Regions from separate parts of the Homo sapiens genome. Here region 2 is linked to region 1. Evidence: read pairs that join two places in POLR2A ChIA-PET (ENCODE). Cell type or tissue: PC-9. All regions are shown on one strand. Each heading gives the region's core, and the rest is flanking DNA. Links, peaks and the distances in the headings are about the cores only. Region 1 overlaps ARHGAP10 (Rho GTPase activating protein 10). Region 2 overlaps ARHGAP10 (Rho GTPase activating protein 10).

Region 1 (15,242 bases), core at 6,168-10,167:
GCTTATTTGGTTGAGGGCTCTCCAGGCCCTTGGCATCTGGTATGTGTGTTGGGTGGGAAGTAGGGGGGCGCCTATACATATGGAGGAGTGAGCATAGAAAGGAGGAGTTGGGAGCGGGGGTGCAGAGTGAACACGAGAGAATGAGGACTGAGGACTCTTTCTGTAACTTGATGTTAACCAGAGTCAGTGGCCGGGAGAATGTACCTTCTCTCTCATTGGTTGTAGTAGTTCCCTCTGGAGCTAGAGAGGTGTGGAGAGAGGCAGAGGGCAAAGCCAGTTTGGCCACTGGTAGAAAGCTATTTCTGTGACAGCATATTAGCTTTCCTGCCATCAGGACACATGCGTTAGGTTCCAGCAGCAGCCAGTGCATCTGGGGGGCCAGATGTCAGCTTTCCTCCAGACTGTAGACTTTCTTGAATTTGTGAATTAGTATCTTACTCATTTTGATTCTCGTCCTTTAGCATAAGAAACATAACTTGTAATCATGCTTTGAGAGTAATTGGGAAGTGTCTTTTTTTCTCGTTATGTTCATTAAGAATTTATGTTTAAATTCTTTCCCAGAAGGTGACAGGAACACAGCTGTAGCTCACATGCCTTTTCCCGCTTGCTCCATAAAGTTTACTTCTAGTTCCTATCAAAGACTAAGAGCCTTGGACTAAAGTCAGGGGACCTGAATTTAATTCTTCTTCACTGGTTAGGGCGTGGCTATAGGAAAATTGAGCAGGTCTTATTCTTTTGCGTCCAACTTCCCCTGTCTACCTCTTAGGGGAACTAATAAGGTTCTGCAGCATTTGAAAATGGCTTGATGAGGTTATTTGAAACTGCAGTCTAGGTAAATGGTTCATCTAACCAGTTGAGCTTTTGTATAACATCAGAGAGTCAAGGGATGACATTGGGTGGAGGATCTACAGAAAGAATAAAACCCACTAGGTCAGATTATTTATATTTCCAGATATTTTATATTTTATTTTACAAAAATGACCTTTTGAGCATTTCGAGAAGTGTGTATTTAAGTGATTTCTATTTTTAATTGCCCTGCACGGTGTCTCCTGTTTGCATTACATTCTTGGAAGATTTCAATATGTAATTTTGATGGCTTGATGCTTTGAAGTCTTCCATAAATATTTAGAGTTTTGAGGCCTATGCGACCTGAAGGCTTACTGCTGAATTCAATTAGGTAGCAATCTGCAAATATTTAGCACCTATAATTTGCTAAATACTGGAATTAGATACGGATTTATAATGGGGTAGAGGCCCTTGCCCTTGAGTTTACTGTCCTGTAGTTGAAATTACTTCAATCTAAGGAACATTTTTGAACTCCTTCCTGCACTGTGCTAAATTCTTGAAGAAACAAAGGATATAGACACATACCTGTGACAAGGTTAAACATTTAGTGACAAGTATTCTAACTTTTCCAGGGACAAGGGTTTGTATGTTAGAGTGGAGGAGGTTTGTGAAAGTTTTGGAACTCACTGGTGATAAGGAGTAGAACCTTATCATATTGGAAACCAGAAGAAACCAGAACACTCGAGTGTTTGAAGAGACTAGTTTGGCTGGAATGGTGGTTTTTCAGGGAGTAGTAGACTGGGATGGATGGAGAGGTCAGTTTTAGATTATGGAGGGCCATAAAAACAAGGTTAGGAATGTGGACTTTATCTTGTGGAGAGTTACTGAAGGCTTTTCAGCAGAAGGCTGACATAATAGCAAAGAGATGGTTTAGAGACAGTATCGCACATTTGTGTGTAGGGTGAAGTTGGGGATAGCGCTAGGGGTGGGGAGGAACTCCAGAGAGAAGAGCCAGTCATTTTAGTGGTGGATTTGGAGATTATTCACTCAATTCAATGAATTCTTTGTTCAAATGGCTTTTTTAGTTTTCTTTTTAAAGTACTTTCTTTTCTTAAAATAACCAGTGTCTTCTTTAAATGCAGTTTAAACTTTTGTAAGCCTTCGTGATGTCTATGTAGTTTCAGTTGCTTATGATTCATACAGGTAGATAGCACAGTTGCCAGAAACAGCAATAAACCATATATGCTTTTCTCATAAATTTTACGTTAGGCAGTCTTGAGAAAATGTATCTTGTTCTTTAGAGAAAATTTTTTAAAACTAACAGTCCTTACAGTTATTAAGCACTAATACAGTGATATAAAATGCTCTGTAGTGAACTTAAATTGTCTAGCTGTGTGTGTGTGTGTGTGTGTGTGTGTGTGTGTGAAGCTAAAGGGGCCCTCATTAATGAGTCTGCTGTTACTAAACATGCATGGAAAAGGATGTAAAGGGCCTTGTTAGTGGCAGAGCCTGGACAAGAATTTAGGTCTTCCGACTTGGTTTTGGTACTTCTAGCCTTGGCATTTTAATGGTTTTTGCTTTGTTCCTCTTAGGAAAAACATAAAAGTTCTCTTTGGCTGTCTTTATGTTTACTGTTTCAGAGAAATATTCTTTTGGGGAAATTTCTTAAGTTGCCATTACATTAAACCCACTGAGATTTGGAAGACTAAAAATAATTTTCCTATTTTGTAAACTTGAGCCTTGGTTTCCTTTTTTTTTGTAAAATGGGACTGATACAGAAAGCCTTGAGGAATAAATAAAATGGTGTGAAAGTGTTTTGAAACACAAATGTAAAATGGTTGTGTAGACACTACTGCTGGTTCAGCCAACATTCCTTTTCCCCTCTGACAATCCAGATTTCATTCAAGTGTCTGCATCCTTTTCAGATGACTCAGGGGAAGGCATTTCAGGGTAATTCTGATTAATCTAACTCAGTGGTTCTCAATCGTAGCTGCTCAATAAAATCACCTGGGGGAACTGTTAAAGCAGTCAGGGTTAAGAAACTATAAGTCCGTTATGATAAACCCATTTTCTGGGTTGGTAATTATTAGAAGAATGAGGTTGTATCCCAGTTCTGACCAAGGAGACGTGACAGGAAGTCTGGGTACTGCAGGGGGAGGCTTCCTTTTGTCATAGGAGACGCGAAGAAGGATGGTTTTCTACTTTTCTGTATTCTCTCATGATGCCTGGGACTGCTACCCACTATCTTGGGCCTGAGGGTAAGTGGCATAGCGCGCTAACTGAATCTGGGTTCTTGATGCTGTTGGGAGACCTGTGGGATTTTCTATGCTTTGAATGTCTTGTTAAATGACATAAGACAGTTTTGAGTTGGGTTTTCTGCTACTTAATGCCCTAGGTTTTTTATTTATTATTATTTTTAGATTTTTAAAATTTTATTTGAGATGTGAGTCTCGCCCTGTTGCCTAGGCTAGAATGCAGTGGTGCAATCTTGGCTCAGGGCAACCTCCGTCTCCCGGGTTCAAGTGATTCTTGTGCCTTAGCCTCCCAAGTAGCTGGGATTACGGGCACGCGCCACCATGCCCAGCTAATTTTTGTACTTTTTTTTTTTTTTTTTGTAAAGACAGGGTTTCACTGTGGTTGGTCTTGAACTCCTGGCCTCATGTGATCCGTCCACCTCGGCCTCCCAAAGTGCTGGGATTACAGGTGTCAGCCACTGCGCCTGGCCTTAATGGCCTAATTTTGATAAAGTGGTGTAATTGTAAATTTTGTGATTATGCTCCCATCAAGTGGAATTTAGAGAGATACAGAAAATAAAATGCTATTTTAAAAAGTTAATAAATTGCAGGGTAATTTTTTCCCGAATGGAAAGGAATACTCATCTACACTCTTTGCCTTGAAGAAGTTACCATAGAGCCCCTACAATTTGGGGCATCACCTGGGATAAGTCCAACTGTCACTTGGGGCTTTATTACAGTGGCTGGTCTCCAGTGTGAATGTAGACCGGCTGTGAAAATAATTACAATCAGACTTGAGCCAGGGTGGGGACCCAGACAGGCTTGAAAAGCTTGAAATGCTTTACTCACTGCAGGTGGTCTTTGACTCCATTTAGAGTTGTTCCTATTTAGAGCTTCCCACCAGGCCACCAGCTGAGCCATGGTTATTTAGAACAGATTTTTTACTAGCCAGTCAGCAATCTAATGTTCTCAGTGTCTTTTTGTCACATTGCCTTTCTCTGTCCTCCCATCTGCTGGGGTTCCTTTGACCAGCTCCTTGTCGCTGTGTTGTTGTTGTTTTTTTTTTTTTTGAGGGGACTAGGGTACATTGTAGACTTTTGGATAAAGAATACAGAGAGGAGGGTATTTTTGTGTTTAATCTTTAAAATAGCTGATGGAATATAATATAGAAGATTAAGAGCATAAGCTGAGGTACTAGCCTGGCTGGGTTCATACCCAAGCTCAACCACCTGCTAACAGGGGATCCTTGCTCAAGCTGCTTAGCTTTTCTATATCTGTGTTCTCGTCAGTAAAATAGAAATTGTAGGGCTGGGCGCGGTGGCTCACGGCTATAATCCCAGCACTTTGGGAGGCCGAGGCGGGCGGATCACGAGGTCAGGAGATCGAGACCATCCTGGCTAACACGGTGAAACCCCATCTCTACTAAAAATAAAAAATAAATTAGCCGGGCGTAGTGGAGGGCACCTGTAGTCCCAGCTACTCGGGAGGCTGAGGCAGGAGAATGGCGTGGACCCAGGAGGTGGAGCTTTCAGCGAGCAGAGATCGCGTCACTGCACTCCAGCCTGGGCAACTGAGTGAGACTCTGTCTCCCCCCCCCAAAAAAAATTATAATACGACCTACTATATTGGATTAAAAGTAGGATTTGTTAATACATGTAAAGCATTTAGTATAAGTGCTCAAAGGTTAACAATTATGATGACATAACTAAATTACAGGCATATATTTTATTATCAAGGCCCTGTTCTTGCCTCAAAATAGCTGTTCTGCACCCTAGACCAGGTATCTAACCTTTTAGTGTTTATTACCCCTAACAGTATATTTCTCCAAAGCACCATTACCAGTGACCAAGAAGAGAGACAAAATTGTCAAACCCTGGAAAGGCTTCCAAATTTTGATTGTAGTTCGGGATGCTGGAAAATCTTGAAAACACATTGGTGGCTGGGCTCAGTGGCTCACGTCTGTAATCCTAGCACTTTGGGAGGCCGAGGCGGGTGGATCACTTGAGGTTAGGAGCTCAAGACTAGTCTGGAGAACATGGTGAAACCCCATCTCTACTAAAAATACAAAAAAAAATTAGCCGGGTCTGGTGGCAGGCGCCTGTAATCCTAGCTTCTCGGGAGGCCGAGGCAGGAGAGTTGCTTGAATCCAGGAGACGGAGGTTGCAGTGAGCTGAGATCACGCCATTGCACTCCAGCCTGGGCAACAGAGCGAGACTCTGTCTCAAAAAAAAAAAAAAAAAGAAAAGAAAATACATTGGCAAATCAGAGCTCAGTGGTATCTTGGGAAAATATTTTCTAGAATTTATTTTTGATTCACAAAGATTTGAAGATAAAGTAGAATGTGTTGCTAAGGTCATTGCAAAACTAGTAAGCAATCTATAGTCGAGGTTCAGGCAGTCAGCAGCAGGCCTTTCCTCCAAGTGACTGATAAGGAAGAGTTGATGACAGAGTTCATCTCAAGGTATTGACATGACAATATAAGTGACTGCAGCCTTCAAATACTTCAAATTACAGAGATACTTTTTGAGGACGTGAACTCAAAATTAGGGTTTCTAGCGTCTGACATGCTGGAAATCCTAACAGCTTGTATTTGCTATGGTAAATTCACAATAAAAGAAGACGACCAGAGACATCCCTAAGAGGGATTTTCCTAAGAGCTGTTAGGTAATCCTGTTCTCTACAGTGGAATACTCAAAAGTGCTCTGGACAAATTCCCAAAGAAGCTGTTTTGAATTCTGTGACTTCAATAGCTGTTTGTCACCTTATATCTTGGGCTTTTTTTTTTTTTTTTGACGGAGTTTCGCTTTTGTTGCCCAGGCTGGAGTGCAATGGCATGATCTTGGTTCACTGCAACCTCCGCCTCCCAGGTTCAAGCGATTCTCCCGCCTCAGCCTCCCAAGTAGCTGGGATTACAGGCGCCTGCCACCACACCCGGCTAATTTTTGTATTTTTTGTAGAGATGGGGTTTCACCACATTGGCCAGGCTGGTCTCGAACTCCTGACATCAGGTGATCCAGCTGCCTCGGCCTCCAAAAGTCCTGGGATTACAGGTGTGAGCCACTGCGTCTGGCCTTACTGGGTTACTTTTTTTTTTTTTTTTTTTGAGACAGAGTCTTGCTCTGTTGCCCAGGCTGGAGTGCAGTGGTGTGATCTTGGCTCACTGCAACCTCCGCCTCCCAGGTTCAAGCAAGTTTCCTGCCTCAGCCTCAGCTGCACACCCTGTAGCTAGTATTATAGGTGTGTGCCACCAGGCCTGGCTACGTTTTGTATTTTTTGTAGAGATGGAGTTTCACCATGTTGGCCAGGCTGGTCCTGAACTCCTGACCTCAGTGAATTCAGAGAGATTAGTAGCTTGTCTAAATCACAATTTGTCATTGATGGAGCTGGAATGTGAACCTAGGTTTGTCTTCACTCCAAAACCCTGAACCACAGTAATGAGCTGTCTCTGTAAAGGGGTGTAACCGTGGTCTTCTGCTAGGGAAGTGATAATCGATCTTGATTATCTAGAGTGTGTGTACATTTGATCTAGTTAGGATATTCTTTTTACATTAGTATGATGACTGATTTAAATTTTGTTAAATTTTAAGACCCCTCTGGGGCCATTATTATAATTTAAACTGATTGCTAATTTGTATTATGAGTACAGTATAGACATTCCAAGGTCGGGTTGATTTAGTATCCATTACAAGACACAGACCTCCACTCTGTCTCTCTCAATCTCCACCTTCCTCTTTTCCTCCCCATTCCTTGTCCTACCCTTCAGTAGAGTAACTTTTAACTTATTCTTTTAGTATTAGGCTTGTTTTTCCTTTGAAAAGTTTGAGATACTTTAGAAATATAAAAAGATAGTCTCACAATAAACATTCATTTATTTTTCCCCCTCCCCCCAGCTTAATGAAAGCATCTTGTATACCCATTCTTTTCCCCAAGGGGTAGGACCTATCTCAGATCTGGTGTTTATTGTTCCTAGGCATTTTGATACAGTTGGGCACATCCATAAACAATATATAATGTGTTTGCATGTGTTTAAACTTTATATAATGGTTTCATCCTATACTTTTTTCCCTCTGAATATATTTGTGAGATTCATCCAATTGGATGTATGTAACTTTATTTCATTTAGTTCAACCTTTTTTTCCTACAAGTGACATTTAAAAGGACTTTGTTAATTGATGTTCTATGATGATGTACCTTCTACCTATGCATTTTTTGGATGATAAAACTAAATATATTTAGGGAATATTCATGATGAAAGCCTTATTGAAATTTGTTTTATAAATTTAGGATACTAGCTTTCAAAACAGTCAGTAATTAATAAATCCATGAATCTTAAAGACATTTAACCCATTTTCTTTTTGGTATTTTGTTACCAGCCCAGCATGGATAATCAGAGTAAGCCAGTTCATGTCTCAGGACTATATGAGAACTGGTTTGAGTCAGAAACAAAAAATCTTTAAAAGCCATTTTGCTTCATTGAAATTAGACTTCTGATTAGAAAGAGAAAAATGATGTTTGTATAAACACAATGTACATGGAGAATTCTGGTAACTGTCAAGCTAGTTGGGGCAGATGAACATGATTTTCAGGCAGGGACTGGATGGTATCTTGTGGTAAGCCCCAAAGCAAACACTGGCAGGTCTGCTTCCCTTACTTATCCTAACACAGGAATGTAATTGCCAGGGGGATGCTTTTGTATTGAGAAGGCCTTGATATTGTTCTCTTTATAAACACATACACACACACACAGAGAAAAACACCAGACACTTTACATTCTAAAGGCAGGCATCTTGATATCGTTCTCTTTACACACACACACACACACACACACGCACACACACACACACACACACACACACACACACACACCAGGCGCTTTGCATTCTAAAGGCAGGCATCTCTGTAAACTCTGAGATGGACTGGAGTCACACCCCAAGTTGCTGCCATAGCTAGGCCTGACTCCCTGGTCCAACTAGAATTTCCTCCCTGTGTTTCCTCAGAAAGACATTAATCCAGTGCCACTTAATATTTCAACGGTGAGTGTGATTTCTCCTGACTTGTTGACTTGTTTACCCACAGGCATCTTCTACCCTCACTCTTGGTGGCAAGTCATGGTGAGATGTGTGGCTGGAAGAACTCAATTTGGCCACAGCAGTGTCACCTCAGGTCAGAATACAGGATGTGGAATGGTCTCTTAAAAAAAAAAATGAGTGCTTTCTTTTCTGACTGTAAAGTTGGCCTCACCGTTTATTAGCTGTGTGACTTTGGGCAAGTTATTTAAGCCTTCAGTGCCTACATTTTTCTTTATTAGTAAAATGGCCCTAGTAAGAACTCTGCCTCACTGGTGGTGGTATTTAATCCTCACATTACATATTAAAAGATCTTAGGACTCTGCTTGGCTATGGTAGGTGCCTATTATTTTTATTATTATTATTAAAATAACTATTTTCCTTTGGTTGAACTTGAGCACAGTTGTGGCTTTACCCATAGTTACAGGAGAAATAGTCTGTGAACACTTTTTTTTTTTTTTTTTTTTTTTTGAGATGGAGTCTCGCTTTTGCAGCTCAGGCTGGAGTGCAATGGCACAATCTCGACTCACTGCAACCTCTGCCTCCCGGGTTCAAGCGATTCTCCTGCCCCAGCATCCCGAGTAGCTGGGATTATAGGCACCTGCCACCACGCCTGGCTAATTTTTTTGTATTTTTAGTAGAGATGGGGTTTCACCATGTTTGCCAGGCTGGTCTTGAACTCCTGACCTCAGTGATCCGCCTCTCTCGGCCTCCCAAAGTTCTAGGATTACAGGCATGAGCCACTGTGCCCAGCGCATGTTTTTTTCTTCCAATCTAATCATATTTTGAAGCACAGAGCTGAATATAGGCCTCTCATTTATACATAGGAGAAATCATCCATAATAGTGTTGAAATCTGATGTATTACTGAAAGCCTTTTTTTTTTTTTTAAAGTTTTGGGGACAAAGCCAGAAGTACAAGGGAATACAGTGTCCTTGACATGACATTACATTTATTTGAGAATCGGGCAGATTCTCTGCCATACTGATCGATAGTTTTTTTTTTTTTTTTAATTTTTATTTTTGGAGACAGTCTCACTCTGTCACCCAGGCTGCAGTGCTGTGGCATGATCTCGGCTCACTGCAACCTCTGCCTCCTGGGTTCAAGCGATTCTCCTGCCTCAACCTCCCGAGTAGCTGGGATTACAGGCGTGCACCACCATGCCTGGCTATTTTTGTGTATTTTTAGTGGAGATGGGGTTTCACCATGTTGACCAGGATGGTCTCGAATGCTTGACCTCGTGATCCACCCGCCTCAGCCTCAAAGTGCTGAGATTACAGGTGTAAGCCACCGCGCCCAGCCGATAGTTTTGTTTTTATTTTGTGAAATGCGAATCAAAGGCAGCACAGCAAACATACTAAAATAGATAGGTCTTTGAAACCAGGTTTACTTACTGTGTGACCTTGGGCAAGTTGTTTAACTTCTCTGTGCCTTGATTTCCTCCTCTGTAAAATGTGGATAATAGTCAGCTGGGCACAGTGGTGCACGCCTGTAATTCCAGCACTTTGGGAGGCTGAGGCGGGCGGATCACCTGAGGTCGGGAGTTGGAGACCAGCCTGACAAACATGGAGAAACCACATCTCTACTAAAAATATAAAATTAACTGGGCATGGTGGTGCATGCCTGTAATCCCAGCTACTCTGGAGGCTGAGGCAGGAGAATCGCTTGAATCCGGGAGGCAGAGGTTGCGGTGAGCCAAGATTGCGCCATTGCACTCCAGCCTGGGCAACAAGAGTGAAACTCCTTCTCAAAAAAATAAATAAATACATAAATAAATAAAGTGGATAATAGTTACATGTTTAAAATGTTGCAAGGCTTAAATTATTTTTAAAGTACTTAAAAAAATTGCCTGAACCATAGTGAACTCTCTCTGTGTTTGCTAGGCGTAGAAAAAAAATTAAAAATATATTCAGTCATCACTAGAACAACCTTATTTATGACAGTGGTGGAGTGGTGTCATCTTGTCACTGAACTCTAGCTATGGTGGGCTAGTTGCTAGAGGTTTGTGAGAAGAAACGTGTATATTAGTGCAGAAGAGTTCTAGTGCAGGAGACAGCAAATTTATTTAAAAAGCAATTACATTCACATTGTTGAATCAGTATGGGATGCGATGACTGTAGTTAACAGGACTACCTAGTTTGGGGGTTCCAAGAAGACTTCAAGAAAATAAAACTTCTAGGCTGAGACCAAAAGGAGGGATCAGAGCTTTCCCTGCTGAGAGTGGGGAAGAAGTATTCTCCAAGTGCAGGGAAAATGCATCTGAGAGGTCAGAGAGAGCACATCCTGTGGATGGAAAAATGGTGCTCAGGTGGGCCAGGGAATCTGCATTGAGGATAAGAATGGTGCTGTCGAGGGGGTGGGGGAGGGTCAAGAAGGCCCTTGGAAAGCAGGTTGAGGGCTTTACTCTAAGGACAGTAGGAAGTGATCGAAAAGTTTTGTGTAGGGGAGTGGTGTGAGTTGAATTGTTGTAGAAAGCTTTCTCGGAGTGCAGTTGTGCAAATGAATCGGAGGAAAGCAGGACTGGAGGTTGGGGGGTCAGTCATCCAGGCCAGAGACTTTGGTGGCAGAAGAGGAGTCAAGACTTAGCAGCTGCAGGCTATAGGGGGTGATTGGGTGTGGGGGCTGCCCTGACACCTCAGGTTCTGGTGTGGGCTGGTGAGTGCAGTTCACTGAGGTCCTGCCACAGCAGCAGCTTTTGTGGGAGAGAGGATGAGTTTTTGGTTTTGGATGTGGAGGGCAAGGTATTTCGTAGTAGCCAGGAGACATGTTCAATAGTGTGTTTCTTTTATGGGTGTGTATTTCAGGAATGGGGAATACAGCTGGAGATAAAGATTCTGGAGACACACCATATGGATGGGAAACGATGCCATGCAGCTGAATACCGAGGCTGCCGAGAGAGAATGTAGAGGGAGAAGGCAGGGAGAGGGTCAGGGCAAATCCGGAGGAACTCCATCTTTTAAGGGGTAGGTGAAAGAAGAACTTGAAATCTGAGAAACAGTAGCCATTGACAGAGAGATGGAAAACCAGGAGAGGGTCTCAAAAGCCAAGGAGAAAGAGTGTTCAGAGAGCAGGAGGGAGTAGACAAGGCCATGCCACAGAGAGGTCAAGTAGCTTGAGTCAAGGTGACATTGTGTTGGCCACACACTGTCATTGGTAATAGTGGGAGAGTAGTTTAGGTGGCCAAGCAGAACTGGGAGCCTGCTTGCAGAGGGCTGAGAAGGGAGTGTGAGGAAAGTCAGTGAACTTGGGTACGGATAGCTCTCCTAAATTATTTGGCCTGCCATCCAAATACTTCAAAACATTCAACCCTGTCTTCAAGCAGGCTTGACCCTGCTTAGCATCTGAGATCAGACAGGGTTGAATGTGTTCAGGGTGGTGTGGCTGTAGACCCAGATTACGTGGTCAGTGGGAGAGGAGGAGATGGAAGATTCAGGGGTCCATCTCAGAGCACAAAGTGTTTGTTTGTTTGTTTGTTTGTTTTGAGACGGAGTCTCGCTGTGTCACCCAGGCTGGAGTGCAGTGGCGCAATCTCAGCTCACTGCAAGCCCCGCCTCCTGGGTTCACGCCATTCTCCTGCCTCAGCCTCCCGAGTAGCTGGGACTACAGGCGCCCACAACCACGCCCTGCTAATTTTTTGTATTTTTAGTAGAGACGGGGTTTCACCGTGTTAGCCAGGATGGTCTCCATCTCCTGACCTCTTGATCTGCCCGCCTCGGCCTCCCAAAGTGCTGGGATTACAGGTGTGAGCCACTGTGCCCGGCCTTTTTTTTTTTTTTGAGATGGAGTTTCGCTGTTGTTGCGTAGGCTGGGTGCAGTGGCGTGATCTCGGTTCACGGCAACCTCCACTTCCCAGGTTCAAGCGATTCTCCTGCCTCAGCCTCCTGAGTAGCTGGGATTACCGGTGTGCACCACCACACCTGGCTAATTTTTTGCATCTTTTTAGTAGAGATGGGGTTTCACCATGTTGGTCAGGCTTATCTCGAACTCCTGACCTCGTGATCTTCCCGCCTCTGCCTCCCAAAGTGCTGGGATTACAGGCGTGAGGCACCGTGCCCTGCCACAAAGTGCTTCTTATTTATTTATTTAATTATTTTGAGACAGAGTCTCACTCTGTCGCCAGGCTGGAGTGCTGTGGCGTGATCTTGGCTCACTGCATCCTCTGCCTCCGGGGTTAAAGCGATTCTTCTGCCTCAGCCTCCCGAGTAGCTGGGACTACAGGCATGCACCACCATGCCCAGCTAATTTTTGTATTTTTAGTAGAGACGAGGTTTCACCATGTTGGCCAGGATGGTCTTGATCTCTTAACCTTGTGATCCGCCCGCCTTGGCCTCCCAAAGTGCTGGAGTTACAGGTGTGAGTCACTGCGCCAGGCCTGCTTTTTTTTTTTTTTTGAGATGGAGTTTTGCTCTTTGCCCAGGCTGGAATGCAGCGGCGCGATCTTGGCTCACTGCAACCTCCACCTCCTGGGTTCAAGTGATTCTCCTGTCTCAGCCTCCTGAGTAGCTCGCTTGCCACCACTCCCCGTTAATTTTTGTATTTTTAGTAGAGACGGGGTTTCACCATGTTGGCCAGGCTGGTCTTGAACTCCTGACCTCAGCTGATCCGCCCACCTCAGCTTCCCAAAGTGCTGGGATTGTAGGTGTGAGCCACCGTGCCTGGCAGCGTGCTTCTTAATATAGAAGGTGGGATTCATATTCTAGGTGAAGAAGTGGTGGGAGGGTGTACCTTTCACCTGTTTCATGACAGAGGAGATGGTAAATGATGTCTACACACTCAAATTGTAGATTTATGGCAGGACATCGAGGAAACTGTCAACTGATGGATTTATTTTCCCTGAGGTAGATGACAAGATTCAGTAATTCTGTTTTAATCTCTCCCCCACCACATTCTTTTTCTGGTTGATATTAATACTACATGACTTGTAAGAGTGGTTTTCCTCATAGTCTGTTTGAACTGAGTGGGATGGCATACAGATGTTAAGCTGAGAAGAGGTAATGGGGTTAGGGGAGAAAAAGGAGTTAAATGTTTGGGTAAACAACCCTCATGATACCCAGAAAGGCCGCTGTTTCAGGCTTTATTTCACACTTTGTTCTGTTGCACTTAAAAGACCCAAACGGTCCTTCATCTTTTTTTTTTTTCCCCCAAAGTATTAAAACCGATTTTCTCTTTTATCTCACCGGAGTCATGCTGATTCTCTTTGGATGTCTACAGGGAATAAAATGCCTCTGGCAGCACCTGGGAAGATTGTAGGACTTCCAAGTGTCTGCCTCTTTGTCCAAGAGAAGAGGAGGAATAGAAATTGTAAGAGTTAAAAATGGAATAATTATCTATTATCTAAAAATATCTTCTCTTGCTCTTTTCTAGCTAACTACTTAGGTTCAACCTAGTTGAAGAAACAATGCCTAGAAGAAATAAATGCTTACAAAAGATACCCATCAGTGGGTGGTATGCAGATAGCCCTTGTCTTCCCTTCAGGGCTGGACACCCTGACCGCCATGGAGGTGGCCACACAGCATCCCTTCAGGGATGTGGAGTGTGGAGACCTTCAGATGCTTCAGAGGGAGGATATGAGTGGAGAAGTTCTTTGCATGTGTTTCTAGAGCTAGAGTTGGTGTCCTGTTTTTTTGTGGAAAGGATAGAGTTTAAAAATTAATCTGAACTTTTTCTTCCCCTTTCTTCAGATTATTGTTATAAAAATACTATGGATGCTCATTTATTTCAGCTGTCAGTGAGAGGAATCAGACTAAAACCTTGTTGAAGCAAAAGAAAAAAAAAAGAAATTTTGGCTTGTGGGTGAAGACTGAAGACTAAAGACCTTTCTTACTGCACTGGGAATTCCAGAGAATACTGACTCTTTTTCCCTAGACCAGTGGTTCTCAAATGGGTGATTTTGACTGTCTAGAGACAATTTTGGTTGTTACTTTAGGGAGATGCTATGGTTTCTAGCGGGCAGAGGCCAGTGATGCTGCTAAACACCCTGCAGTGCACAGGACAGCTCCCCTACAATGAAGAATGATCCAGCCCCAAATGTTCGTAGTGCTGAGGTTGAGAAACTCTGCCTTAGAAATAGGGAGCCCATGTAATCTAAACCCAGATACTCTTGAGAAGTACAGTTATGCTAAGACAATAACCATGAACTGGAATTGCTACAAGTATACCTGGACCTGTGGTTGCTCTACATAAAGGCCTTATCAGTCCTGGGTCACTTGCCCGGCATAGACCAGTCACTGAGATGTGGTGGATGTTGTACTTTGGCCAGCCTGAATCATGTGCCTACCAGTCGGGTGAAGAAGTGGGCAGCAAGTGATTGCTCGGACAGAATGCCACAGCTCACAACAAAGGGTATAGAAACTAGTAAAAAAAAGCTGATGTCTTGTACCAAGTTTTAGTTTTAGAAAATAAGATCTGGAGATCTGTATAATATGGAGCATATGATTAACAATATTGTATACTTACAATTTTCCTAAGAGGGTAGATCTTATATTAAGTGCTCTTTCCACAAAGGGAAAAGAAAACAAAAACAAAATGATACAGGGAGTGGGAGGAAACTTTTGGATGTGATAGCATTGATAATGATGGTGGCTTGATGGTTTCACAGGTGTATGCTTATCTGCAAACACATCAAGATATGTACATTAAACACACAAAAAGCAGTAGATAGGCTGGGCACTGTGGCTCAGGCCTGTAATTCCAGCAATTTGGGAGGCTGAGGCAGGAGGATTGCTTAAGGTTAGGAGTTTGAGACCAGCCTGGGCAACATAGACCCTATTTCTAAAAACAGGGTTGGGGGCGTGGGGGCACACACCTGTAGTCCTAGCTACTTGGGAGGCTGAGGTGGGAGGATTGCTTGAATCCGGGAGATTGATGCTGCAGTGAGCTGTGATCATGCCACTGTATTCCAGCCTGGGCAGCAGAGTGAGACCCTGTGTCTTAAAAAAAGAAAGCTGATGTCCTATACATAAGATAACTTTTACTTTTGAAACTCACTTTATTAGACCTGTTTTGATCTGGGCCTAGGGACTGCACATGGCAAAACAAATGAGGACTATATGAAAACAGTCAAAATAAGTATGCCTTCTATTTTTTTCCCCGTTGCTTGGTTGATTAATTTTAACCATAATAGAGGAGGTGAGAGAGATGAAATTGGCAAGAGGGTG
Region 2 (15,242 bases), core at 5,440-9,439, 51 kb after region 1:
GTATTAACTCCTTTTACAGGTCAAACTTCTTTCTGATTTCGGGAAAATTGAGATTTGTGTGTTTATTGACAAGAATTTTTCTGAGGTAGATTGTTGAAAAGCTGTTGGTTTCCTAATTTCCAGGTGCATGGTTGCTTTTTTGGTTAAAAGTAAGACAGGGGGAGACCCTGGGCTGAGGAGCTGTGAAATCTCTAAAGAGGTCTGTGAAGTAGGTTATTAAGAGGAAGTAACCTTATTAGCTGGTAGCTGGAGAGCCTGGAAGCCTCTCTTAAGCAGCTGCATCATATCCAAGAACTGATTTGCATTCATGTTACTATGAAAACAGATCAAATTGTGTCTCTAAATGTGTTTGTTTTGTGAATCTGGAAACAACAACATTCAGGTTATGTGACCACCTGAGTAACTGCCCGGTGAGACTGGGAAGTCTAGGAGCCTGCTGCGGCATCCTGAAAAGCAGCTTAGTTCTTAGCAATGGCAGGGAGAAGTGGCGTGAGTCTCAAAATCTGTAGGAAGGATTTTCTTTTTCCGCTTTTTCATTGATCTCTTTCCCTTAACCCAGATACTTTCCCATCTGCAGGAGCAAAAGGGGGGAAAATTCCATGAAACGTTGAGTTTCAATGTACAGCAGTAGGAAAAAAGTTTTAATGTTTCAAAGGATAATGGAGGATAAATGGTAACTTAAAGCATTGGTAAATATTATGCAGGTCGTGCATATGGGATGGCATACATATGGGATGGCATAGATTAGTTTTTGTGTTGGAATTTATTCAACAGTGATTACTATCTTGAACCTGTAAGACCTGTTAAAGCTATTTGAGGGTATGGGTGGAGGAAAGGTGGGTTACAGAAATGAGTCTGTATTCAGCCTGTGCTGTCTTTCCTCCTGCCCTTTCTTTGTTCAACACTCCCTGCTCCACAGTTCTCTGCTGTCCTCACTCTTGTGACAGTGGCCTTCTCCAGGGTCACACCTCTGACCTCCCTGGACTCAGTTTAGAGGATGCTTTTCATTTCTTATCTCCACCTCTTGGGAGCATGTGATATGTTGTCAGTCACTTTTTTGTTCCTGAAGTGCTTTCTTCTCTATTGTGAAGGGACCTGGAGTGCTCGGCCTGTGTGCTGAAGAATGTGCAGCTCTTCTCACTAGTCATATCTCCTCAGCAGATGACCAAGGTGGAAGCTAGAAGATCAGGGTTGTCACATAATCGGGTGCTGGAGGCTTTAGAAGCAAGGAGGGTATTTTCAGTGGGAGGATCAGGTGTGACATTCTGGTAGAAGTAGTATTTATTTATTTATTTTTTCTTTTCCTTGGGATTTGAGATGCACTTGGCACAGTGAGGGCTCAATATTTGAATGAATAAAGGCAGGGTTGAAACACACAGATGAGGGAGGAGTATTTTCAGTTTAGGAAACACATGAACACAACATCAGCAGGGGGAGAAGATGAAGCTCATGAAGGTGAAAATGAATCACTCTCTTGGCTGAGTGGAGTGATGGAAGCGGTGGGGGAGGAGGCTCGCAAATGTGTTCTTGCCAGACTGTGGAAGGCTGTGAGGATCAGCTAAGGAATCTGGGGGACTCTGGGCAGGAGAGGTGGTTGGAATTGGGAAAACTAATCTGGCAGCAGTTTGTTGAGTCAGATGGGATTAGAATGAGAAAAACCTCATTTTGGTCTCAGCTCTGGAGGGGACCAAAGTCTGAGCCCACTGCCTTCGTGCTTCCCTGGCTCAGCCCTCACAACCAATTCCCCTGTTGTCCTTCTCATTTCACCTGGCCACCTGGTGCCATGACCAGTGACCACTGAATCCTGTCGCCTTGTGTGCACAGCCTATGGAGTAGTAACAGAACCTCATCTTTGGAAGTCATGATGCCTGGGGGGAAGACAGCAGCAGCGTGACTGGAGTTAATGTGAGGCACCCGACCTGTGAGGGTTAGAGGGTCTGTGACTTAGAAAGTGAATAAGGAGGGTACCTTTGATAGGATTAGGAATAAGGGGCTTAAGGCAAAATCAGGGCTAAGAATTTAAAACCCAAATAGTTCCCGGATGTGAGAAAACTTCGTGAGAATTTACTTTAGGATTTATCATCGGTTCCTCTCCACATCTCTTTTCCTTATATCCACAAACCAAACACACCCCTGCCGTTCCACATGGACACCATAAATAGCTCCTTTTAAAAAATTTGATTTTTTTTTTTTAAAAAGCGTTTCTGAAGGGCCAGGCATGGTGGCTTGCACGTGTAATCCCAGCACTTTGGGAGGCCTAGGTGGATGGATCACGAGGTTAGGAGTTTGAGACCAGCCTGACCAACATGGTGAAACCCTGTCTCTATTAAAAATAAAAAAAAATTAGCCAGGTGTGGTGGCATGCGCCTGTAATCTCAGCTACTCAGGAGGCTGGGACAGGAGAATTGCTTGAACCTGGGAGACGGAGGTTGCAGTGAGCTGAGATCACGCCATTGCACTTCAGCCTGGGTGACAGAGCAAGACTCCTTCTCAAAAAGAAAAAAAAAAGTGCTTCTGAGGTCCAGTGAAGGTATGAAGGAAAACTTGTGAAAGCACTTTTGTTTGTCCAGTCCTTGGTGAGATTAGGGGTGAGACCAAGGGTAAGGAGATCAGCACATGGGGCTGGGAAGGGCAGGTTCCTCCATTAACCTCTACCAGCCTGCTCTGCTCCTTTTTACACATTTGCGGTATTTGGTGTGTAGAATTTGCACAGTGGGTTATAAACAGTCTGATTATCTCAAATGATATCCATGCTTGATCTCTCTTGTTGGTAAAAATGGGGAACAATATTCTTGAGGTATTTGCTGAGAGCTCTAATTATCAGTACTTTAGCAGATTCCCATGACACCAGGAAATCTAGATATTTTCACATGCTTGAGAAAACATTCATGCTTTATTAAGCTACAAGCTGTACAGCAACATCTGGAAAGTCACTCAGATGGAATAAAACCAGGTTTTGGTTGAAACATCAGTTAATATTATGAAAGAATTATAAACATGATGTTCATGCCATAAACTTATCCGGTTCTTGCAGCAGCAGCTCTCTTCAGCTAATGAAATTTTCACAGAACTGATGATATCACTGAAAACTGCAAGGTGGTGACTGCTTTTGTGAGTGTGACCTCCCCTCTTAGCGTCTCCCACTGTCTTTGGGAGTGAGCACTGGGGAAGGAGGCTATTTTTGTGAACACTATCTGCTGCTTTCCATTCAGTCGTGGAGAAGTCAATTCAACTGTAAGCTTAAGTTCAGCATGGCATAATTATTATCTAAGCAATATTTCATCAAGGTGCATTTCTATTTAAGTGGGCTGAGGGCCACTTGGTTGTGTTTTCCACATATTTTATTTATGTTTGAGTCAGAGTCTCACTCTGTCACCAAGGCTGGTGTGCAGTGGCACGATCTCAGCTCACTGCTACCTCTGCCTCCCCGGTTCAAGCGATTCTTGAGCTTCAGCCTCCTGGGTAGCTCGTATTACAGGCATGTGCCACCATGCTTAGCTAATTTTTTTGTATTTTTAGTAGAGATAGGGTTTCACTCTGTTGACCAGGCTGGTCTTGAACTCCTGGCCTCGGCCTCCCAAAGTGCTGATTACAGGCGTGAGCCACCATGCCCGGCCCACATGTTTTAAATGACATATTTTAAATGACATTCCTAACTAATGCAATATTCTGATTTAGAAACTGAAGACACTTTGGCCACCTGGCCAAATCTCACATTTTAGATAGTTTTCAGGTAAATGGAGACTAACTGGCCTGCCCAGTGCACACAGCTAGGTGGTATCAGAACTCTGACCTTTTGTATTTTCACTTCCTATTTGGGTCTTTACCAAATAAGCAAAGCTTCATCTGTAAAACAGATGGAAGTCATTAAAAATCAGAGCATTCCTGTTGGTCCAGGGAGACAGGATGCAGATGATGTGTGGGAGTCTCATCAGCTCCCCAAGGCAGGGATTTATGAGGGCTCACATCGGAACCTTTCCTATTAGCAATTAAGAAGGTGTGTTCGTAATGAACAGAAAGGTGTGTTGGTGTGTGGATTTTTTTTTTTTTTTTTTTTTTTTTAAATCCTAGTCTCTTAGCTCAGGCTGCCATAACAAAATACCACAGACTGGGTGGCTCCAACAACAGACATTTAGTTCTCACAGTTCTGGAGGCTGGGAAGTCCAAGATCAAGGTGCTGGTATATTCGGTATCTGGTGAGGGCCCACTTCCTGACTTGCACGCCACCTTCTTGCTGTGTCCTCACTTGGGACACGGGAAGAGAGAAAGAGAAAACACATGCTTGAGTCTCCTTCTCTTACAATAATTCCATAAGGTGGGCTTCACCTTTGTGACCTCATCTAAACTTAATCAACTCCCAGAGGTGCCACCTCACATGGGGGTTAGTGTTTCAACATATGAATTTTGGGGGAAACGCAAACATTCAGTTCGTAACACCTAGTAATACCTTTAAAAAATGGGCTGTCTGGCAGAAAGTATGTTCTCAATTGTTGAGAAGATCCAGTGTATCAGTAATTATTATTCATACTCTCAAATATTCTAAGATGTAACAAAACATTTGAAAATATTCAGAGGTGACTAGATTAATAATTCGACTTTTTTCTACCTGCTTGTCCAGTTCATTAAGCAAATATTTACTTGAGCACCTCTTATGAGTCAGGCCCTGTGCTAGATTCTGTGCCAAAGGGATAATAAAAACCTGAGCTAGAGTAGCCCACATTTGGTGGCCAATGTTAAAGTTATATGCTGTTATTTTCTAACTATCATATTCAAATAAGTTTTATCAAGTTTCCTTCTGGTCGTGTCTTTCCTTTTGGATGAAATATTGTAAACATAGTACATAGAGAATACTATACTGAATACTTCAGTACTTGCATTTGGCCTTATCAGATTTTAATATTTGAAGGAAACAAGTCAAAATATTTTTTAATATAAGTAAATCTCTGTGAGAGTTGAAGGCTCCTGTGACCCCTCCTCATCCTGTGTCCTTACCATTCTATAAGTAACCACTATTGTGGATTTGGGATGTTTCATTGCCACATATGTTTTTATATGTGTACATATTATACATATTATATATGTATGAGTTTATGAGTAATGTAAGGTATATTGTTTTGAAACTTTATGAAAATAACAGCAAACTGTACATATTCTTTACTTTTTTTTTTTTTTTTTGAGACAGAGTCTCTCTTTGTCACCAAGGCTGGAGTGCAGTGGTGCGATCTCAGCTCACTGCAGCCTCTGTGTCCCAGGTTCAAGTGATTCTCCTGCCTCGGCCTCCTGAGTAGCTGGGATTACAAGCGCCTGCCACCATGTCTGGCTAATTTTTGTATTTTTAGCAGAGACAGGGTTTTGCTATGTTGGCCAGGCTGGTCTCAAACTCCTAGCCTCAGGTGATCTGCCTGCCTCAGCCTCCCGAAGTGCTGAGATTACAGGCATGAGCCACTGCGCCCGGCCTCTTCTGTACTTTAGGAGGAAAAAAAGCCACATTATTTTTTCCTTTTTGCTACATTCTGTAGTTCTTTTTTAAAAACCTAACATATAGCATTCCATTGAATGGTTATTCCGTGTGTGTGTGTGCGCGCGCGTGCGTGCGCGCGTGTATATATATATATTTTGTTTGTTTGTTTGTTTGTTTTTTGTTTTTCCTCCCTGCGGGGCATGGAGTTGCCCAGGCTGGAGTACAGTGGTGCAATCTCAGCTCCCTGTAACTTCCGCCTCCTGGGTTCCAGCGATTCTCCAGCCTCAGCCTCCCGAGTAGCTGAGATTATAGGCACCCGCCACCATGTCCAGCTAGTTTTTGTATTTTTAGTAGAGATGGGGTTTCACTGTGTTGGCCAGGCTCGTCTCGAACTCCTGACCTCAGGTGATCCACCTGCCTTGGCCTCTCAAAGTGCTGGGATTACAGGCATGAGCCATCGTGCCCAGCCTGTCCTACAGTGTCTTAGTCTGTTCTGTTGTCAGATATTTTTGGAGTGTTTCCAAATTTTCATTAATGTAAATAGCACTGCTGGTGAACATTCTTATACATGTCTCCTGACGCGTGTATGATGTGTATGTGCGTTTCTCTGGGGACATCACGTGAGAGTAGAATTGCTGTGTGGTAGCACGTGAGCGTCTTTCACTCCAGGGTTGTCTTCACCTTTACTCGATAGTACACATTGCTTTACACAGTAGTCAGATTACATTCCCTCTGCATTGTACTGGTGATTTTGTTGAGCTGCATCTTTTCCAGTATTTTGTATTGTGAAACTTTTGAGTTTTTGCTCATCTGTTGATGTAAAAGTGATACCTTATTGTTTCTAACTTGAATGCTGCATTTTCCTGATTGGAGTGAGGTTGAATATCTTTTCACGTATTTATTGGCCTTTCAGGCTTTTTCTTTTTGAGCTGCCTATTTATAACATGTCCTCTTCCTTCCCTCCTTCTTTATTGGTGACAGGGACTCAGGTTCAGAGAAGTAGATTAATCATAATCCTTGATTCACAACCCATTATTATCATTTGTGTTTGCATGGCCCTTTTATTTGCTTTATTTATAATATAATGAACACCTACGAGCTCATCAGGTTCTGAGACATTACCAACAACTTCCTGTGCTTCTCCTCACTCCGTCTCTCGGCCTCTTCCCTCTTTATATATGCTACCTGAGCTTTATTATTCCTTATCTAGTTCTCTTTGTGGTCCTCTGGGGCCTTGCTTTTCTTATTCTCCATTATTATGATTTATCCAAGTTGTTGTGTTGGCTTTGGTCTCATTCCTGTTCTTTTGTAGTGTCTGCTCTGTTTTGCTTATGGGGGATTTTTTTCTTTTGTGTTTTTAGTTTCACTCTGTGAACTCCTTTTCAGCTGAGCTTTCTCTGTAGGAGTCCTGGGGAATGTGGGTTGAAGGTGTATTAAAAATACAAGGTAGTTGGCCAGGCGAGGTGGCTCACTCCTGTAATCCCAGCACTTTGGGAGGCCGAGGCAGGCGGATCACTTGATGTCACCAGCCTGGCTAACATGGTGAAACCCGTCTCCACTAAAAATACAAAAATTAGCTGGGTGTGGTGATGCATGCCTGTAGTCCCAGCTACTCTGGAGGCTGAGGCAGGAGAATCACTTGAACCTGGGAGGTGGAGGTTGCAGTGAGCCAAGAGATTGCACCACTGCACTCCAGCCTGGGCGACAGAGTGAGACTCTCTGGAAAAAAAGAAAATGTGTGTGTATGTATGTGTGTGTGTGTGTGCATATATGTGTGTGTGTGTGTATATGTGTGTATATATGTATATATGTGTGTGTGTATATATATGTATGGTAGGTGTTTCAGTTCACAAAATACTTAGCAATATTGGGGTAAAATATAACACACACATATATATATATATATTTTTTTTTTTTTACAAATGTACAGTTGTGATTATAAATTCTGGAAAGAATACCCAGGATGTGCCAGTGAAGAAAGAACAGAATTTCAGAGCAATATCTTAGGAGTTGAACTTGCATCAGAGTGAGAAACAAAATGCCTGGAGCCTTAACAGTTATATCTAGAAAAAGAATGGGGCCTTGAAAGGAGGAGTTGGACCTGGGATCTCCCCGCATAGCTATTTAGCCAAAAATACAAAGAAGTTTGTCCATCTCAGCCTGGACTCAGAGTAGGGAATAAAAGTACTCAGATCCCCTCCTAAAATGAGAAAGTATCAGCCTGCCCTCACTTCTGAGGCTTCATGTGTATACTGCTCAACTGTCCAGGAATCACCAAGTCAGGGAGTTAACATAATGCGGAGCCATGGATCCTCCTCTGCTGAGGCGCCTTGCAGAAACAAATCATCCGTGCCTGTGTACGTGCCTTCCCCCTTAACAGTAAGCTTCTTGACCTTTGTACATTGATACGTATTTGTGGAATGAAGAAGTGAACAAGTAGAAACACATAGGCATTCTTAACAGAATCTAAAGTTCCACCTGCAAAGTAGGTTCAGCACCTTAAAAAATAAAGTGTAGAAGGGACATTATTTTGCCCAGTAAAATGTTTAATTTTCAAACAGTTCTACTATTCTTAAAATGTTCTGCAGATCACAGACTGCAGTGATTGAGTAGCCTGCTGTTGTGTGTGTTGTGAAGGATACAAAGACTGCCAAGTGTTTTACCCTTCGGGAGCTGTAAGTGTAGGGGAGGGACAGGCTCGAACACAAATAATTATGGTGGAAAGTGCAAAGTAAGTGCCACAGGAAATTTACAGAGCGGTTATGGTTTTGCAGAGGTTGTGAGTGATTCATTTCACTTCAGAAATTTGTTCATTGAGAGAACACTTAGTAGAGCTTCTTGTGTTGTCAGCATTAGGAGGATTATAAGAATACCTAATATTTATTGTGCACTCACTCATGATTAGGCAGGCAACATTTTATGTCAATCTTTGCAACATAATGTTAATTCTCACAACATTCCTATGAAGAGGATCCTATAATTATCTCCATGAAATTTTTTTTATTGAAATGTACCACATATATATGTGCACTTTTATGAGTATACAACTGGTTAGGTTTTCATGAGTCACATTCACCAGTGTAAGTAGCATCCAGAGCAAAACAGAACATATACACACTCGACAAGTGTCAGGGCTTCAAAGCCCCCAAGAACCATAATCTTGACTTCTAGTAGCAGATTTTTTGGGATTGGTTTTTGTGTTTTCTGGAAATTGAGTTATATGGTACATATTTTGTTATGTTTCATGCTATTGCATGTAGTTTGGGATTGTTCATTCCCATTGCCATTGAGTATTCCATTATCTCCATTTTACAGATGAGGAATGTTGAGACTGAGATGTTAAAGTAGCCCAGGATCATGCAGTAACAAACATGTTACAGTACCATTTAGTGTTTTTTGAAACATGATTTTAATGTTCTTGTGGTGTTCTATCATGTAAGTATAGGACAGTGTAACCAGTTCCCCTTCTGATAGACATCTAGGTGGTTTCCAACATGTTATCACTCATACTTTACCATAAAAATTCAATATTTAAAGTACGTTTTGAGGTTTCCAGCTGCTTTTGCAGTTGACTATAGTCAGTTCCATATAGTGTGGCAGCTAGTGAAATATTAATTTCCTTTGTGGCTTTCTTTGTAAGGTAGCAGCTGCCGGTCAAGGGTGGCCTTTGTAGTTTTTTTCCTTAGAGACAGGGTCTCACTGTGTCACCTACGCTGGAGTGTAGTTACACCATCATAGCTCACTGCAGCCTTGAACTCCTGGCCTTAAGTAATCCTCTTGCTTTGGCCTCCTGCAGCGCTGGGATTACAGGTGTGAGCCACCATGCTATGCCCATTTGAGTTTTGATATGTAATCTACTTGCCTTTTGAAAGTGCCTTGTAAGAGTACTACTAGTGTGTTTACTTTTTTACCTTTTATCCTACGTTTGTCTTTTTATACCTCCTCTCCCTTTTTCCTACAAAACTTCCTGTAAGGAGATCTTGGTTCTGCTGCAGTCAAAAATTATATTTTTTCCTTGAGGGTTAGCTCTGCTCTTTGGCCTGCTAATGAGTCTTACAGGGTCTCTGTGGGTCCTTCAGAGGAGATATATTTTTACGAAACATTCTCCGGTGCAGCAGTTTACAAACGCAACTTCTGGAGTGTGAGCTCTTTGAAGGTAGGAGCTGTGTAGTATTCACGTGGTGCTTGGTACGTAGTAGGTGCTCAGTAAATGTGAGGTGACTGGATGAGGAGCTGCTGGAGCCTCAGATTTTTATTTATTTTTTATTTTTTTAATTTAATTTAATTTTTTTTTTTTTGGAGACAGTCTCACTCTGTTGCCCAGGCTGGAGTGCTGTGGCGTGATCTTGGCTCACTGTAACTTCTGCCTCCCAGATTCAAGCTATTCTCCTGCCTCAGCCTCCCGAATAGCTGGGATTATAAGTGTGTACCACCACCTCCAGCTAATTTTTGTATTTTTAGTAAAGATGGGGTTTCACCATATTGGACAAGCTGGTCTCAAACTCCTGACCTCGTGATCCGCCCACCTCGGCCTCTCAAAGTGCTGGGATTACAGACATGAGCCATCATGCCCAGCTTCCTTTTGATTGACCTTTACAATATTATGTTTTTTTGCTTTTGGGAACATGATTAATTTTTAGACTTCTCAAACAGAAATAGAAGACCTAGAGCTATTTGTTTATAATTTCCCCCCCTTCTTGTAGTAGAGGAGGAATTATTTAGTAATGTGATAGAAAATAAGTTTATAATAGTTTTGTAAAAATATTAAGTTTCTTCTATTTTCTCCATTCATTGAACATTTGTTGAAACCTTGCTGGGTCCCATGCAATAGGGATAGAAAGATGAATATAATTAATCCTTGCCCTTGGGGAATATATAATCTAGTGGGAGAGACAAACACACGTGTACTTACCCATTGTGGTAAAATATATTTATATATCTGTGAGCATTTTTTTTAAAAGCGTAGTGGAAGGAGACACCTGGGAGGTTGGGAGGAGGGCCCTCCTGGAAGAGACAACAACGGAGCTTCCTCTTAGAGGAGGTACATAATTCCTCCTCAGTCTGGTACCCAAATACTGGTTCATCTCTTTTTTTCCTTATTTCTTTTTTTTTATTTTTCTTTTCTTGAGAAGGAGTCTCACTCTGTCGCCCATGGCTGGAATGCAGTGGTGTCATCTCGGCTTAACTGCAAGCTCCGCCTCCCAGGTTCAAGCGATTCTCCTGCCTCAGCCTCCCGAGTAGCTGGGATCACAGGCGCCTGCCACCATGCCCGGCTAATTTTTTGTATTTTTAGTAGAGACGGGGTTTCACCGTGTTAACCAGGATGGTCTCAATCTCCTGACCTTGTGATCCACCCGCCTTGGCCTCTTAAAGTGCTGGGATTACAGGCGTGAGCCACTGCGCCCGGCCTGTTCCTTATTTCTGGAATGCTAGTACTGGCCATAGTTATAACATTCTATGATTTCTAATGTAAAAACCTCGTTCTTGTCTTTTCCCTCATGCCATAGAGCCCTTCCACGGAGGCTTGTTGATTTTAGCTCTGAAATGATTGTAGGATGTAGTTTTCCTCTTTCTCTTCCCTTCTCTCTGCTTACATTGCTGTCTCCTTGGTTTGGAAGGACAGTGATGGAAATAATCTTTGTGTTTGAAGCATCCGGCCTGGAGCATGGCATATCATGGGGTTCAAAGTTGTTAAATCAAAAGGAACTGAATAGCCTGTAACTGGTTTTCTCTCCTCTAGTGGCCTTTTCCTTTCATTTAATTCTATTCAATGTCCTCAAAGTTATTCAATTTTTTTTTTCTTTTGGTATCACTTCTGTGTTTAAAATTCTTCCATGACTCCTTATTACCCTCCAGATGAAGATCCAACCTCTTAGCCAGGTCTTTACACTGACCCCAGCATGCCTTCTATGTTCCTCACCCTTCCACTGCCACCATTTTACTGTGTGCATGTCTGGAGTTGTTTGTTTTTCTCATGGTCCAACGTACCCTCCCCACTTTGTTTTGTTTTGTTTTGTTTTTGTTTTTTTGGAGATGAAGTAGGCTGGAGTGCAGTGGCACTATTTCTGCTCACTGCAGCCTCCGCCTCCCAGGTTCAAGTGATTCTCCTGCCTCAGCCTCTGGAGTAGCTGGGACTACAGGTGCGCACCACCACACCCAGCTAAATTTTGTATTTTTAGTAGAGACGGGGTTTCACCATGTTGGCCAGGATGATCTCGATCTCTTGACCTCGTGATCTGCCCGCCTCAGCCTCCCAGAGTGCTGGGATTACAAGCATGAGCCGTTGCGCCTGGCCAGCCAACACGCCCGGCCCCCTCCCCATTTTTTATTTGTCACTTCGGTCTGATGTTTTGAGATCCAGTCTTAACCCTGCGAAACCTTCTCTGCCTTTCCCAGAAAGAGTTAATTGTGCCCTCTGCTATGTTCCCTGAGGGTCTGTACAGTCAATCTTTTTTAGTGGCATCCCATCTCATCTAGCTCATCCCACCCCAACCCATCCCATGCCATCTCATCCCATCCCTCTCCTCTTTGTCCTGTTTCCCCATTTCATCTGTCTCTTACATTTTCCTCTGCATTTCTGATTAGATCGAGGACCAAGAATTGTGACTGATGCTTCTTTGTCCCCTGTTCAGGTGTTTCTTAAGTGGCAGATGAATAGTTCCTCCCTGTACTCTCCTGTAAACATACTTTTTGCTTTTACATCTCTTCAGTTTTGCTTTTACTTTTTTTTTTTTCGTAAGGGATACATTCTTTCAGTAGCTTTATTTAAATGTAGTGTGTGGACCGTTTGTTGTGACCTTCTTTGAAATTTTCTCTGATCATGGCAGCCCAAAATATCGGTACCTGCCTCTGAACCATCTTCGTTGTCTCTGGCTGTGTTACTTATACAACACCTGCTATTATTATTTGTATTTTTGTTTTATATGTTTCATCCCTCCTTAGATTATAAACTCTGAAGTTAGAGGTCATCTTATAGACAATTTTGAATCTTCTGTGTTAAAAAATATAATTTTGGCCAGGTGTGGTGGCTCATGCCTATAATCCCTGCACTTTGGGCAGCCTAGGTGGGTGGATCACTTGAGTCCAGGAGTTTGTGACCAGCCTGGCCAACATGATGACTTTGGGCAGCCTAGGTGGGTGGATCACTTGAGTCCAGGAGTTTGTGACCAGCCTGGCCAACATGATGAAACCCCGTCTCTACTAAAAATACAAAAGATTAGCCTTGGCTGGGTGCAGTGGCTCACGCCTGTAATCCCAGCACTTTGGGAGGCCAAGGTGGTGCATTACGTGAGGTCAGGAGTTTGAGACACTCTCTCTCTCTCTCTCTCTCTCTCTCTCTCTCTCTCTCTCTCTCTCTCTCTCTCTCTATATATATATATATATATATATATATATATATATAGACTTTTTACCCCCCCACGCTTGAAAAATGTGCTACTTCCTTTAGTCTCCATGGTTTCAGATGGGAAATCCATTGTTCGAATTGGTGTTCCTTACAGATCATGTATCATTTCTCACAGCCTGCTTTCAAGCAGATTTTTTTCTTTGTCTTTAGTTTTCAGAAGACTAGTTATTGATGTTTACCATTGATCCTAGCCTTGGCCTGAATTTCTTTTTGTCCTTTTTTTTTTCTCTTCGAGATGGAGTCTCACTCTGTCACCCAGGCTGGAATGCATTGGTGTGATGTCGGCTCACTGCAACCTCTGCCTCCCGGGTTCAAGCGATTCTCCTGCCTCAGTCTCCTGAGTAGCTGGGACTACAGGCATGCATCAGTATGCCTGGCTAATTTTTGTATTTTTAGTAGAGACGGGATGGGGTTTTGCCATGTTTGCCAGGCTGGTCACAAACTCCTGACCTCAAGTGATCTGCCTGCTTTGGCCTTCCTAATGCTGGGATGGCCTCTCTTTGTTTATTCTGATCATAAATTTGCTCAGCTTCTTAAATCTGTTTATGTCTTTTACCAAATTTGGAATGTTTTCAGCCATTATTTCTTTGAATATTCTTTTAGCCCTATTCTCTTTTTCCTCTTGGGGCTCAATGATACAAGGCTGGATGTTTTGCTGTTCCACAGGTCTCTGAGGCTCTGCTTATTTTCACAGCCTGTTTTCTATTGTTCTGATAGAGTGAATTCTGTTGTCTTTCCTCAAGTTCAGTGATTTTTTTTATCCTGTCATTTTCATCCTACTATTGAGCATATCAAGTGAGTTTTTGTTACTGTACTTTTCAGTTGTATAATTTATATTTGGTTTTTAAAATAATTTCACTTCTGAGATTTTCTAGTTTCTCATTTGTTTCAACAGAATTTATAATTGATTATTGAAGCACTTGTAAGAGGGTTGCTTTAAAATCCTCATCAGATAATTTCAACATCTGATTTATCTCAGGGTTAGGGTCAGTTTTTTGGCTAAAATGGGAATTTGACTTGGGATTTTCCTGGTTCTTGGTATGGTGGGTGATTTTTGACTGTATTCTGGACATTTTGCCTATCTTTTTTTTGGGGGGGTGCGGGCAGTGGGAATGTTCTGAATCCCATTTAAATCTTTTGTTTTAGCAGGCAGCCACCCAGTTAGTCTTAGCACACAGGTCCTGCCCTACATTTGTGGGCTGTGGTTCCAATGACAGTTTAACTTTCAGAGCCTTTGTGGTGTTTGTCTGCTTGGTGGTTAGATGCCGCTAGGGCTGCCGTCTCATTTCCCCCTGCTGTTATTGCTGGCTGTGGAGGCAGAAGGGATTTCCCTAGGCTGGGCTACTAGGTGTCTCCCAGTGGGGGAAACGTAGTCTCAGGACCCTGGAGACTGAGGGACTTTCCTGACTGTGGCATAGTCCCCCTTCCTGTGGGGGACAGAGAGCTCTTGAGCCAGACACTTGTTGAGATGGAATCTCTCTACCTGTGCCCCACGGTTTTCCTCATGTCTGTGTGCAATGGAAGGGCGTCTTAGGCCCATGTGACCAGAGAGGCTTCCTGGGCCAGGTCACTTGTGGCTGGGGAGTCTTGTGTCTGCCCTATTGCATATGTCGAGGCTCCCCTAGTTATTGTTGGTGGGGCTTTAGGTTGGTCCTTCTTTTGGATGGTGTAGGACTTATCTGATGTGAGGGGGACTCGTGTTTGATCTGGGTCATAGGAATGAGCCTACCTGAGCTGCCTTTTGTTCTCATGTCATGGGTTGGGAAATGGTGGGTCTGGGTGACCACTTTGCATAGGGGGATGCAAGATACTGTTTCACTGAGCTGTTCTTCCATTTTTGGGGTCACAAACTGGTTTGTTTTCTTCTTACCATCTTTCAGAGTTCTCCTTTGGTTATCTCCTCTGCTATTTCCAGGGTTTATAGCGCTTAGTAGGGAGGAGCAGAGAGACATAGTTTTCTATGCTGTCTTGTGCCTTGTCATTCATTATTTTTTTCCTTTTTCTTTTTTGACACAGCGTCTTACTCTGTCACCCAGGCTGGAGTGCAGTGGCACAATCTTGTCTCACTGCAACCCACGCCTCGTGGGATTAAGTGATTCTTGTGCCTCCCAAGTAGCTGGGACTACAGGTGCCTGACACCATGCCTGGCTAATTTTTGTATATTTAGTAGAGACAGCGTTTCGCCATGTTGGCCAGGCTGGTCTTGAACTCCTGGCCTCAAGTGATCTGCCCACCTCTGCATTTGAAAGTGCTGAGATAACAGGCGTGAGCCACCGTGCCCAGCCTTATTCATTCTTAGATGTTGGAATTTTAAAAAGCAATGAAAAATGTCAGCAAAATTTAGCATTTATTTTTCTACGTTCAGTAAAACATATC

Evidence for each region. ChIA-PET counts read pairs that join two places held together with the same protein. Peaks named below come from ENCODE experiments on the same cell type or tissue, not always from the same donor. Only the 100,000 strongest peaks of a DNase experiment are listed, where the experiment ranks them.
Region 2: POLR2A ChIA-PET joins it to region 1 with 7 read pairs; 17 of 35 experiments call an interaction of 5 or more read pairs at or near these places.

The regions. Positions count from the first base shown.
Region 1 is chr4:147,733,944-147,749,185 of GRCh38, forward strand. All of the region lies in intron 1 of ARHGAP10 (Rho GTPase activating protein 10), which reads left to right. It also overlaps the pseudogene RNA5SP165. Among named protein-coding and RNA genes, the nearest start is that of ARHGAP10, 9.5 kb to the left of the region's middle. RefSeq lists enhancers at 60-189, 4,115-4,840, 7,965-8,014. In PC-9, for the core only: no CTCF peak of the experiment used is centred there; DNase peaks (open chromatin) are centred at 7,648 and 8,058; H3K27ac peaks cover 1,237 bases.
Region 2 is chr4:147,785,955-147,801,196 of GRCh38, forward strand. The region is part of intron 1 of ARHGAP10 (Rho GTPase activating protein 10); the gene reads left to right. Among named protein-coding and RNA genes, the nearest start is that of MIR4799, 11 kb to the left of the region's middle. RefSeq lists an enhancer at 14,215-14,514. In PC-9, for the core only: no CTCF peak of the experiment used is centred there; a DNase peak (open chromatin) is centred at 7,877; H3K4me3 peaks cover 492 bases; H3K27ac peaks cover 2,578 bases.